Regions from separate parts of the Mus musculus genome. Here region 2 is linked to region 1. The links are chromatin loops, found by intact Hi-C in ENCODE. Cell type or tissue: left cerebral cortex. All regions are shown on one strand. Links, peaks and the distances in the headings refer to the core of each region. The heading gives the core; the rest is flanking DNA.

The links. Hi-C counts contacts between places; a loop is a spot of excess contacts. Peaks named below come from ENCODE experiments on the same cell type or tissue, not always from the same donor. Only the 100,000 strongest peaks of a DNase experiment are listed, where the experiment ranks them.
Region 2: a loop joins it to region 1, with 2.0 times the contacts of the local background. A loop is called at or near these places in 4 of 42 quality-filtered maps.

The regions. Positions count from the first base shown.
Region 1 is chr4:138,033,378-138,040,633 of GRCm38, reverse strand. All of the region lies in intron 2 of Eif4g3 (eukaryotic translation initiation factor 4 gamma, 3), which reads right to left. Among named protein-coding and RNA genes, the nearest start is that of Eif4g3, 44 kb to the right of the region's middle. In left cerebral cortex, for the core only: CTCF peaks have their summits at 3,329 and 3,529 (motif pointing right); DNase peaks (open chromatin) are centred at 3,333, 3,562, 3,839, 4,772 and 1 more place; H3K27ac peaks cover 3,624 bases.
Region 2 is chr4:138,103,383-138,110,638 of GRCm38, reverse strand. Eif4g3 (eukaryotic translation initiation factor 4 gamma, 3) reads right to left here. Exons shown (of 35, transcript NM_172703.3): 9 at 7,227-7,256; 10 at 5,203-5,325. Among named protein-coding and RNA genes, the nearest start is that of 1700095J12Rik, 32 kb to the left of the region's middle. In left cerebral cortex, for the core only: a CTCF peak has its summit at 2,696 (motif pointing right); DNase peaks (open chromatin) are centred at 2,707 and 5,019.

The DNA of each region.
Region 1 (7,256 bases), core at 1,176-6,175:
TTGTAATCTGGAGAGACAGGAACACAGACAACAGGATGTCTTTGGAGGAGTGGGAAAATGATTTGGTTTGATTCGGGGTTATTTGGTTCGCTAAAACAGACTCATGTAGCCCAGGCTGGACTGGAGACGGACTCTTCCTGCCTCGTCTCTCCGGTACTGGAGAATTACAGGTGTGTAGCACAACAGCCAGATGTATGTATTCTTAGGTAAGACTACTATTAGACAGTGCCTTATATGTAACCCCCAGCTTCTCAAGGAGTATTAAAAAGGCTGTGTATATTCAGAGTCAGGGTTTAATATAATTAATAGCTTTTGCTACTTCATCAAAGACAATAAGTGTGAGTGCTTAATGAGGAACACGGGATAACCGTAATTCAAAAAACAAAGGACAAGCAGGGCATGGTGGCACACATCTCTAACCCCAGCACCTAAGCAGGGCATGGAGACACACATCTTTAACCCCAGCACTCAAGGGGAGGCAAAATGATTTCCAGAACAGCCAAGGCTCTGTAGAGACCCTGTCTCAAAAATAAACAAACAAACAAACAAACAAACAAGTGGGGTGGCAGTGCCTGAAGAAATGCCACATACTCACGAAGCTCCAAACCCCGCCCCTCAGCATCCTGCAAAGCAGCTAAGTGCAATGGGGGGGGGGGGGGGAGAGGGGCAGGAATACCAGCAATGGAGTGGGCAGGCACAGGAGGCTCCTGGGCTCACTACTGTCAGGTGAGAGACTGCCTCAAAACTGAAGGTAACATGACAGAAGACAGCTGACCTCAGTCACTCACTCTCACAGCAACATATGGCACACATGTACACACAAGAGGCACACGTGTACACACGAGAGGCACACGTGTATACACGAGAGGCACACATGTTTACATGAGAGGCACACATGTACACACAAAAGCTAAGCAAAAACTTCAATGTCTTCTTGTTGCTGCCAGTGTTTCACTCGAGAACAAATGCACGAGTGTGTGTGTGCGTGCGCACACATACATACACACACACACACACACACACACACACACACACACACACACACACACACGCACGTGTGCAACATGAAAACAGAAACCCTTCCTGCAGCTACTGAAACCGTTCTGACCCAGGCTCTGCACAGCACAGGCAGGCTGCCTAGGAAACCCATAGGCTCTCCCTGGGCTCAGGCCAGAGCCTCAGCAGCCTGGCATCCACAGTCAAGCACCTCCGCATCCAGGAAAACCTAGCGAGTCGGCCAGAGGCACACTGTTCCAGGAAGCAGGAGTGCCATGCTGCACTAACTCAAAATGGTCACCCAATGGAGTCATCAAACAAAATCCAAAAGGGTTTTCATTCACGCTGACAGAGAGCCACTGTGTGTTTGAGAAAGAAGTATGATTACTCGTTAACAAGTAACTAACTAACTAACTAACTAACTAACTAACTGATACGGCCTCCAGCCTGCTGTTTAGTAAAGAGCCAACAGGGAGTGGCTCTTCCCGCTGTGTGCCTGGGGTAGCAACTCTATGGCAGCCTCTGGCGCACAACCAACCACACCATGCCTCCCTCACCTGACCCTGGGGCCTTCCCAAAGCTCGCCCTACTCACAACAGCTCAAATCACCAGCAAAACAAACTAAGGCTCCTCGCTCTTCTGATCACCCAGCTTAGTCCTTCTCCCTAGCAATGTGGTAGGCACACTGAATAGCTAAGCACAGGCCTCACCCACTGCTCCCAAGTGTTTCTGTTGGCCTTTATCAGCTCCTTCAAACACCTCAAACCCTTGAGTTTGAGAGTATAGGCAGCCCTAGACGGTAAATGGGACAGATCAATTCCAGACTAATGGAGAGAGGGAGGGAGAGGGAGAGGGAGAGGGAGAGAGAGACACCAAACTCCTGACACTACCCAGGCCTCAGGAAGCAGGCTTCTTCCCACCCACAGTGCATGTGGGTCAGCTCCTCAGTCATTCTGCTGCCAGTGACGGCCACCAGGAGAGTCACCGCTAATGTCTAGAAATGCTGTGGATCTCCATGGAAAACTACAGAAAACAGTACTGCCTAGTGCAGAGACTTACACGTACTGTTGACAGCACTGAACCCAGTAACCCGCACAGAGAAAGCACAGCAGCAGACACTCACTCCCCCAACTAAGAAATCGAGGAACTTGGCTTCTGCCCAGCAAAGTTCAAAATGAGGACCAATGCTTCAACCAATGTCAACATAACAAATTTTACCTTGGGCTTAGGCACACATTTACACACTCGTTTGTATAACATGGAGGTAAATTTCCACCTAAATTTCTATTATAATCCCATCCTGAGATAAGTGCCAATAAGTCACCAGGGTTCAGAGTCTATTTTGTTTGGTCTTTTTAGATGTTTTGATTGGGTTTAGTTTCAATTTTTTAAGACAGAGTCCTGTTACATGGGCTACACTGTTGTCAAGTTCACCACACAGCCTGGACTATCCACCCCTCTGCTTCAAGTCACCCCAGGCTAGAATTACAGGTCTGAACCACCACACCTACTTCATCAGCATTCTCCACCCCTACCCATTTGCAGACTTACAGGAAATCCTTAAACTGGGCCTGGTGGCATCCAGCTACCATCTCAGCACTCAGAGACGAGGCAGATCCTGAGTCCAGGCCAATTTGAACTACCTAGCAAGACCCTGTCTCAAAAATAAAAAAAAAGTTTTTAAAAAGTAAGTTTGCCACTTCAGATTCTCCAATATAACATAAAAACATGAATTATCAGGACCAGGGGACCTAAGTTCAGTTCCCAGCGACCATTCTGGACAGCTTATAACCACGTGTAATTAACCTTAACTCCAGCTTCAGGGGGCGCCAAAGCCTCTGGCCTCCACTACACCTGCACTCAAATGCCTAGATGTATGTGTCCATGCACGCACGTGTATACACATGCATGTGTGTTTGTGTAAGCACACAAAAACACAAATCTTTTATTAAAAATGAACTGAAATAACACCTGACACTGCTGACCGATTCTTATATCTCATGAATAAATACTAAGCATAGCAATGAAGTCACAGAGCTGCAGCCACACAAAAACAAAATATTTGAATTTTAAATAATAGAAAATGATTTTAGCAAGACCAAGGCTCAGTGTGTGGCACCTCCATGCAAAAGGGTTCCATACCCGATCCAAAAACAGGGAAGACCTCACTTTACATTGACTCCAAGAAATCTGATTTTACTTTTGCAACTGTGTACCATTAAATAAAGAGGCCAACTTCTCTGTTACAGATGCCTACGAGGTGGGGGTGGTATGCAGTGGGCCAGCGCAAGCCCAACAAAGGCCCACACAGCGGCTCTGCAGAGCCCCACCATGAAAGCCCTCTTTGTCTTTCTGGTGAACACAAGTCCTTTCAATGTCACAGTATATAGTTTAAGAAAAACAAAAAAAGGGCAAATGAAGAGGAAGATGGGTCAGCTTCTGTAGGGGCCATCTCCTCGAGACAACTAGGCTAAAGGTCCATGACACCGGAGAGCTCTGCAAGCGGGCAGCCACTGAGCGTGTCTACCACCAGGGAGCAGAGAGAAAGACTCCACTCCCACAGCCTCTCTGCAGCTCTAGCTGGGAGCTGCAGCTTTGTGTCCCACTCGTCGTTTCACTCAGAAGCACACAGTGCACTGTCATCTGTCTCTGTGAGTGACCTGGGACCCATAATCCCATCAATTTTGCTTGATGGGACAGCAGGAGGCTTAACATCTGCACCAGGTGTTTCAAAAGGCCACATCCCCAAAGGAACCTCTCTGAAAAAATTCTCAAGACTGCAGTTGCATAGCACAGCACAACCTGACACCACCAACATCCACTAACCTTATCGCTTTTGAAACAATAAGCAAGCTTTGGTGTGGACCCCAAGTGTTCTAATCCTACAGGAGCTAAAGCCTGGAGTAGAAGTGGTAGAGAACCCTTCGAGGAGCTACAGACAGCAAGCATGGAGACGGCATATGCCCTTTGGGGCTGTAAGCAAAGACTCATTCTCTACTGTTAAGGCCAGAAATGGTGGTGTGCCTCACATCCGCCTTCATGGATGGAAATTTCAAGGCTCCCTCTCCGTAAGATTTTATAAATGCATATGGACAACTTAAGGCAACCTCAAGACAGCTCACCTGGGAGACAAATCAGGTTGCAAGACCAGGTTAATTAAAACTTACTAAAGGTTACTAGATCCGTGGTAATTAGAAAGTTTTCTGTCAGAGTTAAGGAAGAGTGGACTTCATCTTCTGGTATAAACTGGATATGAAATTACAACAGAGATGTAGAAGAGATCCTGAAATAAATACACAGAGTAAAGCCATGGCTAACACACGGGAAAACGGGAAAGGGGTAAAAAGGCAGAGAGTTGGAGTGACCTCCTCAAGGCCACACAGCTAACTCCTGTAATGGCCACAGTAGAAAGCCAAGCCCATGGAGAGTTTGCAAGCTCATCTTTATGGCTTCATGACCTACAAATGTACTCCATAGTAAATACTAGGTCAACCAGGACTGCAGAACAAAACCCTGCCTCAAAATAAAAAGCATTTCAAAAACAAGACAAAGAAAAGTAAAGACACGACCGTTGTCTAGAGCTCACAGACATGCTGTGTTCCTCAGGGTTCTTCTAAGATCGCTGTCACTACTGAAGAAAAGAGTCCGTCACACCTACAGCACTGTAAGCAAGCTCTGGGGAGCACTTGCCCCGTCTGAATCCCCAGTCGCCACTCCTTAGCTGCTCATGTATCTTGCAGAGAATGTCTACACATACACATCCTAGCAACCTTTAAAGGCTGCTTCTAAAATTAGTGATCACAACTCTAAAGGATGCTTCTAAAATTAGTGATGTTCTAAAATGACCCAAAATACCAATGACTAGAGGCTTAGAAGGGAGAAATGGCTAAGACATGGGTCACTGGCAAGTATAAAAACAAGGACAGCTGGATAAAGGTTCTAAGATGGAGTGGGTGGGGGTGACTTATGCCAGCCCTTGGCAGGCAGAGGCAGAGGCAGAGAGGCGCAGAGGGGCGCAGAGGGGCAGAGAGGCAGAGGCAGGAGGATCTCTTTGAGGTTGAGGCCAGCCTGGTCCACACAGCAAGTTCCAGGTTAGCGAAGGCTACATAATGAGACCCTAGCTAAAATTTAAAAGTACTTTAAAGGTAAAAGGAAGCAAGTAGATGTACCTGAGTGTTAACTGGTTCATCACACCAGCTATTGATTCCTACACAGTGGCACCAAATACAATATACACTGGATAAACGACGCTGTCCCTCGGACAAGTTATATATAATCTCTTCATCTTAGCAGCCAGTTTCCTTCCCTGGCTTGCTCAGCTCTGCCCTGTCCCAGGAATCATACCCTCACAAAGGGAACCAGACCGGCCCTAAGCTGGCAGCAAAGCAAATCCCACCTTTAAGTCAGCACATAAGAACTAAGGTGGCCACATCATTGCCACAATATGTATGCCCCAACAGACCAAAACTCAGGATGCAAATCTGTTTGTTTTGGGAAATGGGGGACATTCACTCTACTGCCTAGGCTCAAGCAATCCACCTGGCCTTGGCCTCCTGAGAAGATGGGTACAGGCATATACCTCCATGTTCACTTCAAAAAAAAAAAGTTTTAAAAATGCACAATCTAGCCGAGCAGTGGTGGCGCACACCTTTAATCCCAGCACTTGAGAAGCAGAGGCAGGCAAATTTTTCTGAGATCGAGGCCAGTCTGGTCTACAGAGCAAGTTCCAGAACAGCCAGGGCTACACAGAGAAACCCTGTCTCAAAAAACCAAAAAATAAAATAAAATAAAAATGCACAATCTAACTGACCAATGGGACATTCAAGACTACATAGTATTGTACATAAATCTCACCAATTCATGTAACCCAAGATATACTGCAATATAAGGGCAAAATTGTGCATTTTAAAGTTAGACCTGAACTGCAACCCAAATCCACTGCCAAGCCGCACATCCTAAACTGTACAGGACAGACAAGTGGATTTTGAGACAGCGTCTCAGTCAGCACAAGCTGCCTCTAACTTATTATAAATCAAGATTTTCTTGAACTCCTGAAGTTTCTGCTTCCACCTGCTCCCAAGTGCTAGGATTACAGGAGTATTTACCATGGCTAATTTAACATGATAGTCTTAAGCAAGCCAGCACATGGTAGACAGTCAACAAATGGGAGCATTTATAATCACACTATTAGTAATTCAAAGCAGGAGTTCTCAAAGTGTGTTTAAGTTACTTTACTTTAGCTTTGTTTTGAAGCAGGATCTCACCTCAGACTTACGATCCTTCCGCTTCAGTCGCCCAAGTGATCACAGATTCATAAGAAGCACGGCTCCTACACAAATACTTTACCCACAAAAGCAGCCACTTTGCAGAGATTTTAGTATGATCTAAAGATATTTAATATAAATACATATTCCACTCCCTCACAGGTGCACACATTGGTTGAATTTTTTGGAAATCCGCAAACACAGCATTGGTAGAACCTAAAGGTGAGTAGGAAAAGGAAGGGAAGAGCACAGCTCCCTTCCCACTGAGCCTTGTAAAGAATTCACGCCTCAACCCTCGGCCAGCAGAGGGGGCTGCTTGAAGTGGATTCTAGTGACACACACACACACACACACACACACACACACACACACACACACACGAACATGCATGTACACACTGCTTCCTTTACTGCCCTGTTAAGTTGGCACTGCTGTGGCCCAGCCTCAGTGCACAGAGACTCCAATGAGAATGGCAGCTTCCCTCACTGCTCAGCTATGAAAGTGCAGTTGCCTCAAACTGTGTTTACCTGCCAGCTATACAATTTGGAGTCACAAACCTGTAAGTACAACCCAGATAGCTCTGAAACAAGAGCATGCCAGCCTGCTAAAGCTGCTCCCCGAATGTCCCCCACACAAGATGGGCCGCATCTTGCACTTGGCCCTCAAGTGTTTCCTTCCTGACAATCTTCACACCTGTCCAGAACCCCAGGGAGCCACACCCAACAACCATAACTTCCCCCTGTACCTCTCTGTACAATTCAACTGTGTCCCATAACCACGACTGTGGAGAAAGCAGGGTTAGAGGCTGGAGCCGTGGTTCACTGGTTAAGAGCACTTGGTTCCCAGCACCCACACCACAGAGCTCACAATGGTCTGTAACTAAAGACCCACAGGATCCAATGCCCTCATCTGTCCTCTAATGGTACCACACACATAGACAGAGCAAATAAAAATAACATCTTTATAAATAACATTATTTATTTTATGTATATGAGT
Region 2 (7,256 bases), core at 565-5,564, 71 kb before region 1:
CAGCTATTATTTACTCGAAGGCTGATCCTAAAAGTGGTGAGAAAGGAGGGCGAAAGAAATAAAATGAACAGTAGTTTGTAAAATCTATTTGGGGGCTGGAGAATTGGCTTAGAACTTAAGAGCACTTCTCACTGTTATAGAGGAGCCACGTTCAATTCCTAGCACCCACATGGTAGCTCCCATTCCAGGGGATCCAACACCTTCTGGTCTACACATCACTGACTACACGTGGACATTTTAAAATTTTATCTATCTAATCTCTTCTGTTCCTTTTCAGAGGCCAGCTGCTACGCAGCAGGTAATTCTGAGGATAGAAACCTCTCTTGGTCACTAACCACCACCAATGGCCGAAGGGCTTGCTACTGGGGGGGGGGGGCGCGGATACCATTGCTTCTTCTCCACTGTAGTAGTTACACTGACTAGGCTGCGCTAAGAGTGGAATCTTTGTCTCTCAGGTGAAAAGCATCCGTTCTCTAAGACCTGTGCATACATCTACGTCCAAGCACGGTGACCATCTGGTGGGGCCATGGTCACAGGAAGCACACTTTCTATGTGTATGACACATAACATCTGTAGGAGGCACACAGAGATCATCTAAAAACTTACTAGGGAAGACAGCCTGTAGTTTCACCGACGCCTAGAGCAGACAGCAACAGTAAAAATTCCCTTTGCCTTCAGGTTTTCGTCATGTGGACCCCAGGATTGTTCCTGTCAATGGACCCTCAGCGGCCATCTCTGGTGACTTTCAGTGACTCAGGCCTGCCATGAGTTCCATGCAGACTCCTTCAGCTTAGCTCAGTTAAGTTCCATGTGTGGCTGTTTATGAATCCCACTGGCAGAAAAGCCAACACATCCATGACTATGACAACACACTGAGACAAAAGAAGACCTGCCTCCTTCACCAGAGTCATCTTTCCTTACTACTGAAGTCCGTGGGGAGCCTGACAGAGAATAGGCACAGGCCTTACAGAAGGCATGGTCCAGTCTTTTCACCCGGTCTTTCTTCCCCTCTCAGCCCCACTGGTTGATCTCTTTGATGCCTTCATGCTTCCTGTGACCTGCTGACCCCTGAGTCCCACACGATTTATGAGCAATGCTGTCTTGATTCAGTTATTGTGGGTTAACCTCCTCACTCAGCTGACCTGTGCACAGACCTGCAGACTGAAGCCAAGCTAAAATGTGCTGTCAGCCTTAAAAGAGAGCCTTAGAAACCACAGCAGGGGCAAAGTACAGCACTCAACTGTTTACTAACTTGTGTGTGTTATATTCCTACATTACATTTTTCTGTAAGGTATCTTTCTGTAAGGTCTGTCTGTATCCCATTCTTGAACTCCCAGGACTCTCTAATACAACCTCACCTAACCCACTAGTACCCGGTCTCTATGATCTGCCACTCTGTGTAGTCTATGCTGTACAACCCTGAACATAAACCAAGGGCAGCCTGGATGCCAGCAGTCAGCTTTGCTATGGACGCACAAGCAACTGTGTGGGACTTCAAAGGAGTTAAGTAATGGGATCCCACCTGCTATGAAGTCTGGTCAGATGCTAAGCAGGGTTAAAGCACTGCTACAATTTGTTGTAAGTATAGTGCTACATGTCTGCCATTCTAACCTTAGGAGGCTGGGCAGAAGAACTGCCATCAGTCTGGGCCAGGGCCCTTATTTCAGAAAAGAACATGAAAACAAGTTAAAGTCACCCTTGGGAATAAGCAGTTAGAGCTCTCTCGTTGGGAGCACTCCTGGTAATTAGGCAGAGACACCAAGGGTAGGATAAGTAGATTTCCTAGGAATTCCCTATGCCCCCTAGCTGTGGGGGTGCCACTGCTATCCTGGCTACCTTAAACTGAAGGGCTGTAGTTCAGTAGCCAGTAGACACGCTGCATGCCAGCAATGGCCATTTGGAACATTCCAGGGATGCCTGAAAAAAAACTACACAATTACAAAAGTCTGCCCCAGCTCTTGAACATACAGCCAACCAGGTCTGCTCCAGTTGTCAGTTTGTGCTAGCACAGACCATGATGGACTCCAGGTGACCCTGTAGCCCTTACCATCTGGGACACAAGGGGAGCACCTCACTTGCTGACCTAGCAGAAAGCCCAAGGAAGAAAGCCTGTGATTGGAATAGACATCAGCCTTTGTTTGCACGCAAGGTGAGTTGTGATTGTCTCAAATACCTCTCATCTGGATACAAACGCACACTGTTGAGGCTCAAGTACTGACTCTGCAGAGAGATGCTGTCAAGTGTCACCCTTCCTGTTGTTGTGACATTAGGTCCAATAAAAGGCTTGACAAGTTGTACCTTGCCTACTTTCCGCTGTATGGGCTGAGCTCACAAGAAAAAAAATAGACATCAAAGTGTCTTCAGTGGCAGAGTCAGTAGGCATGTCAACAGCAGGTGATCAGTTGGCAGAGCTCAGCAGAAGAGGCAAGGCAGCCAGTGGCTGCTTGGCAGCAAACGAAAAAGAAACTGGATGGTTTAAGAACAGCCAGGGCAGAAGAAAGTAAAAGAAAGATGGCAGGGGAGGGCAGAGGCTGAGCCTGAAGGATAAACACTGCTGAAGGCCACTGGATAGAGACTGTGGAGTCTGGGTACAGGGAGAAGGATAGAATGGTTAGGTCTTTATAGCCCAGAGCTGTAACATTGCTGCTGCTAAGGGCAGAGCAATCCCAACTTCAAGGCCTACATAAAGACTGCTACCACTAGAGGGCACCATCTACTCTCAAACACCCAAGGAAACAGCCTGTCAGAACCAGCTTACCCACCTACAGTTTTATTCTGGACAGCGCAGAAAAAGACCCAGACTTCTTGCTAACTGGAAACAAAAGCAGGTACACCATGAGAACAAAAACATGCTTGGCCCAACACACCAACAGAGAAGGCTGTCCTCATAGTAGCTCTTAAACTAGAAAGCCATTCAAGATGGACTGGCAGGCGGGGTTGGGGGAGCCCACACCTTTAATACCAGATCCCAGGAGGCAAAGAGGCAGACACTTTCTGTGAGTTCAGGCCAACCTGGTCTAGAGAACAAAAGACAGCCAGAGCTATAGTGTGAGATCCTGTCTCCAACAACAACAACAACAACAACAACAACAACAACAACAACAACAACAACAACAGGTGGATCCAGGATCGTGTCCTAACTTCAAATGTCTATTACAGGCCCTGTGCCGAGGGCTTTCTAGAAAGAGAACTCAGCGCCAATGTTCAGAGCCTGCAGCCTTTAGGAAAAGAACAGACTCAGTATTTTTTGACACGATATAATCTCCCTTCACCAAGTTCAGCCGTCTATGGGCACAGCTTCCATGACCTCCCAGAAATGAAGCCAGAAGCTGTAATGCTTCTGCTGTTGACTTTAAGAGGAAAAGTACACTCATCAATTAAACAGCTACGATCCATCCCACAGACTCCACGCATACACAGAGCCAAGATTTGTACGGGTGGATTCAAATGTAAGAACACAAAAGAGACAAGACTGGAGGCTCTCCACAGCAATCACTGTCTCTATCTGAGTTGTCACCCACCATACAGACACCAAGACTTGTGCTTGCGCCTGTGGTCCCAGGGAAGGGGGTAAGGACTGAAGAAGAGCTGGGAAGGCACAGGGTCACACTTGCAAGATCCGAAGACAGGAATGGGCTGGGTGCAAGAGAGCTCCACTAGTAAAGGCACTCACTGTTCTTGCAGAGGATGGAGTCAGGTTCCCAGCACCCACACCAGGCAGCTGACAACAGCCTAGAGTAACTCCAACTCCAGAGGGACACACCTTCTGGCCTCTAAGGACATCCACACACATGTTAGACATTCACATAAAAACACATACATGTATACATATATACATGATCAAAAATAAATCCTTAAAAAAAACAACAAAAAAACCTAACCAGACACACCATATAGAGAATTAAAATACAGAAAGGTACAGATTTTCAAGGTGGGAATTTCAAGTTGTCAACTACACCCTATCTTAACTGATGTTTGCAAAGAGACTAAAGGGTGCAAAGTGTGCATGTCCTCACCAACCAACTGCAAGTTCTACTCCAGCACCCGCCAGGCCGTCCGAGAGGCCACTATGTCTAGAATTATACCTGGCTGTCAATAAACCATGTATGTAGGTCATTTCCGATCTACTATCCCATTGCATGATCAATTCTGGAGACAAAACCACACTCTTAATCATTCAGACTTAAAATGTTTAAAGAAGACAATTTCAAAAATAAGTTCTGTAACAACCTTGAAACCCTCTAACCGAGGTGGCCACATACTCTTCTCTGTAATGGGGACTGCGACAGAGAGGACCATCACTCCCAAGGGGAACACAGCCCACTCAAGCCAACAGGTCACAGGTTTACGAGGGCTCTGAACTGAACTCGCTTACTCTTGGTGACCTCAATATCTCAGAGCACTTCTTTGAGGCTCTGTGGCGGTAATCAAGTCAGCGGTTGGCTACTCTGCCATGCCTTACCTCTGGTCTAATGCTCATTTGTAAATCGGCTCTGGGGGCTCTCACCTTCCAGCCATGAGAACAAACAAACAATCCCCTTAAACAGGTGCTTCTGTCTGCTGGGCTCTCGGTGACAGGTGACTGATTACGTTGGGAAGTCACCCAGTAACAAGGTAAGAAGCTTCAAACTTGGGCAACCAATTTCAATGCCACAAGTCACAGTTTGCTCAAGCCTAGCTCTTCTTGGGACTCTTCGATTTCTTCTAAGACCAAAGCCACATACTTTACCAGTCAGGCCTGACTAAACTCACAGAGCAGCCTTGGAAGCACAGCTGTGTAGGTCCTGAACGAGACTCTAACGGGGACAATCTTCTCAAGCATCCCGGCCACAACGCGTACATCCTCACTGTGACACCACCCTCTTCCACGGCACTTCATCCTAAGGCTCCACAGCGGACTCATAACTACTCACTCAATAGGGTGGCTTCCAAGGCACGAAGCACCTTTGGATAGCATGGAACAGCTCAATAGCAAGTGTGGCAGCATCTGTGCTCTGAATGCGAAGCCAACCCACAGAAAACATCGCCAGTAGGACCTGAAAGCAACTCGGGAAGAGAACCGTGTCTGTCGAAGCTTCCTGAGATACTCAGGCTCTGGACAGCTGACAGAGAGGAAAGGACAGAGTGGCTACGGAAGAGAGCGAGGAGGTCAATGAGTGAGTGCCCAGCGCCCACCGCCATGGTCATGCTCACTCTACTTACCTGAGGAGGAGTGGGAGTGGATGCGGGTCTTCCTATAGGTGGAGTGGGATTTCTGCTGCCACCTCCAGACATAATCTCCTCTGTTATGTCTTTACCTCCCTGATTTGGATCTCGAATTCTTATCTACAATATTAAATAAAATGGTAAGAGTAAATGTGGTGTCTGTGTACCAGATTTGTATACACACAGATAATATTAAATTTGTTAACTTCTACTTTAATCACAGAACCATATGTGATCATTCCAAAAACTGCAGGCACCAAGCTGTGACAATGACTGTAATGGCAGAGAAAGTAGGGCTGAGCAGGTTTGATTTCTAGGTCAAAGAAGGAAACCATCTATGTGCGTGTAAGATTGCCAAATACATTGATTTTACTCAGAGTTCTTAATAGCAACGAGAGCCACACATAGCCTAAGAATAACAAAGTGCCTGAGTTAAGTTTTTAATGCCCTAATGGTGAAGTGCAGAAAATAAAGATGCGCATTTGTATCGCAGTGGGACTCTATCTGGCTGCAGTACGCAGCTGTAAGGACAGTGGCTGTCCTGTTGCTTTGTATAAGTAAAGGCACAGACACATCACACAGGCCAAATGAGCACAGAACAGTTCAATGCTATCCTACATCTTTACAGGTAAATTAATCAAAGGACCAGGAGGAAGGATGATGCAGATCTAAATGTACTGCCACAGAAGGACTGCCAAGCTCTCTGCTAAGTTAGACAGTGGCACACAGCTCAGTGCATGTGTTCCTGTTTCAACTGTCAGTGGTTCCTCATGCTTACAATGTCAAAGGTGCTATAATGAGGATGGAATCCCAGGGCTAAGGAACTCTGAGCTGGGCCATGGGTAAGAAGTCCCCTTCTTATGTCCATTGCTTGCATAGCTTAAGAAGCTAACTGCTTTCTTGAGAACTTCAGAGAATTCACTATCAAAAAACATCAGGCTATCTATCTGCAAGGCTACAGGGAAGCAGCTCTTCATTACCAGCCCATTTGTCTGGTTTCCAAACTGCCTTTCTGTTTAGCCCAGGCTGGCCCTGAACTCACTGTGTAGCCCAGGCATCTCTGGAACTTGTGTTAATCCTCCTGGCTCAGCCTCCCCAAGCTCAGATACCAAGTGTGTGCCACAGCCAGCTTCCTCTTGGCTCACTGCTGACCATCACCACTACCACCACCACCACCATCACCTATATGTTATCTATACATTAGCACCATTTCCTCCTGCCTTACAGGACACCATTCAGACAACTTTCCCATACCAAGTGAACACTTTAAAGCTCCATTTCTTGCCAGCTGTGTCATGCTAAATTGGAGTGTTCTGTTTACTGAGACATGTTCCTAAATCACTTGTTTCTAACCAAAGCAGCAAATCTGAGTTGGTGACTTGGTCTCAGGTCAGAGCACATGGGACAAGCACACTCCCAGGTCCATCACCCGTGTGGATCTGGGGCTGTTGCTGACCGTCATCATCACAATCTATGTTCTGCTGGGGAAGACACTGGGAGCCATCTTCTACAAAACATTTCACAATTCCAGTTCTGTGTCACTGCGCTCTTAGGCTCTTGGGTGTGGCTTACTAGACAGAGGGAAATGTCCTCTTAACTATTAAATTTTGCTTTGTGTTTCTCTCTTCCAAGTCTTCCCGCCTTGTGACTCTTTAGGATTTTGGCTTCTTCTAATTTGGTGCTACCGTTCCCTCGTGTCGGGTCCTAAATGTTGCTCAGCGCTGTAGTATCAGAGAGACAGGATCTGAGAAATAAGCCAGAGTTCCTCCCACAGAAGGAGCCAGAGGTGCGCTTACCCATGCAGCACGAATGGCTGGAAAGAGGTGACACTAAGGGCGTGGATATGCATGTCCTAGCCGAGTGCCTGTGTAAACCCTCTAGGCTGAGGTGAAAGGCAGAGATAGAAAGGAGAGGAAGAAATGGCAGTCACTGTTGTAACTGAGGTGAATAATGATTGGATATGCTTATTTTAGAAATGATTATATGCTCCAATTTACGACGAATCAATGAAGATCTCTTACAGTTTTTTTCTCTCTCTTGGCTGGAGGGGG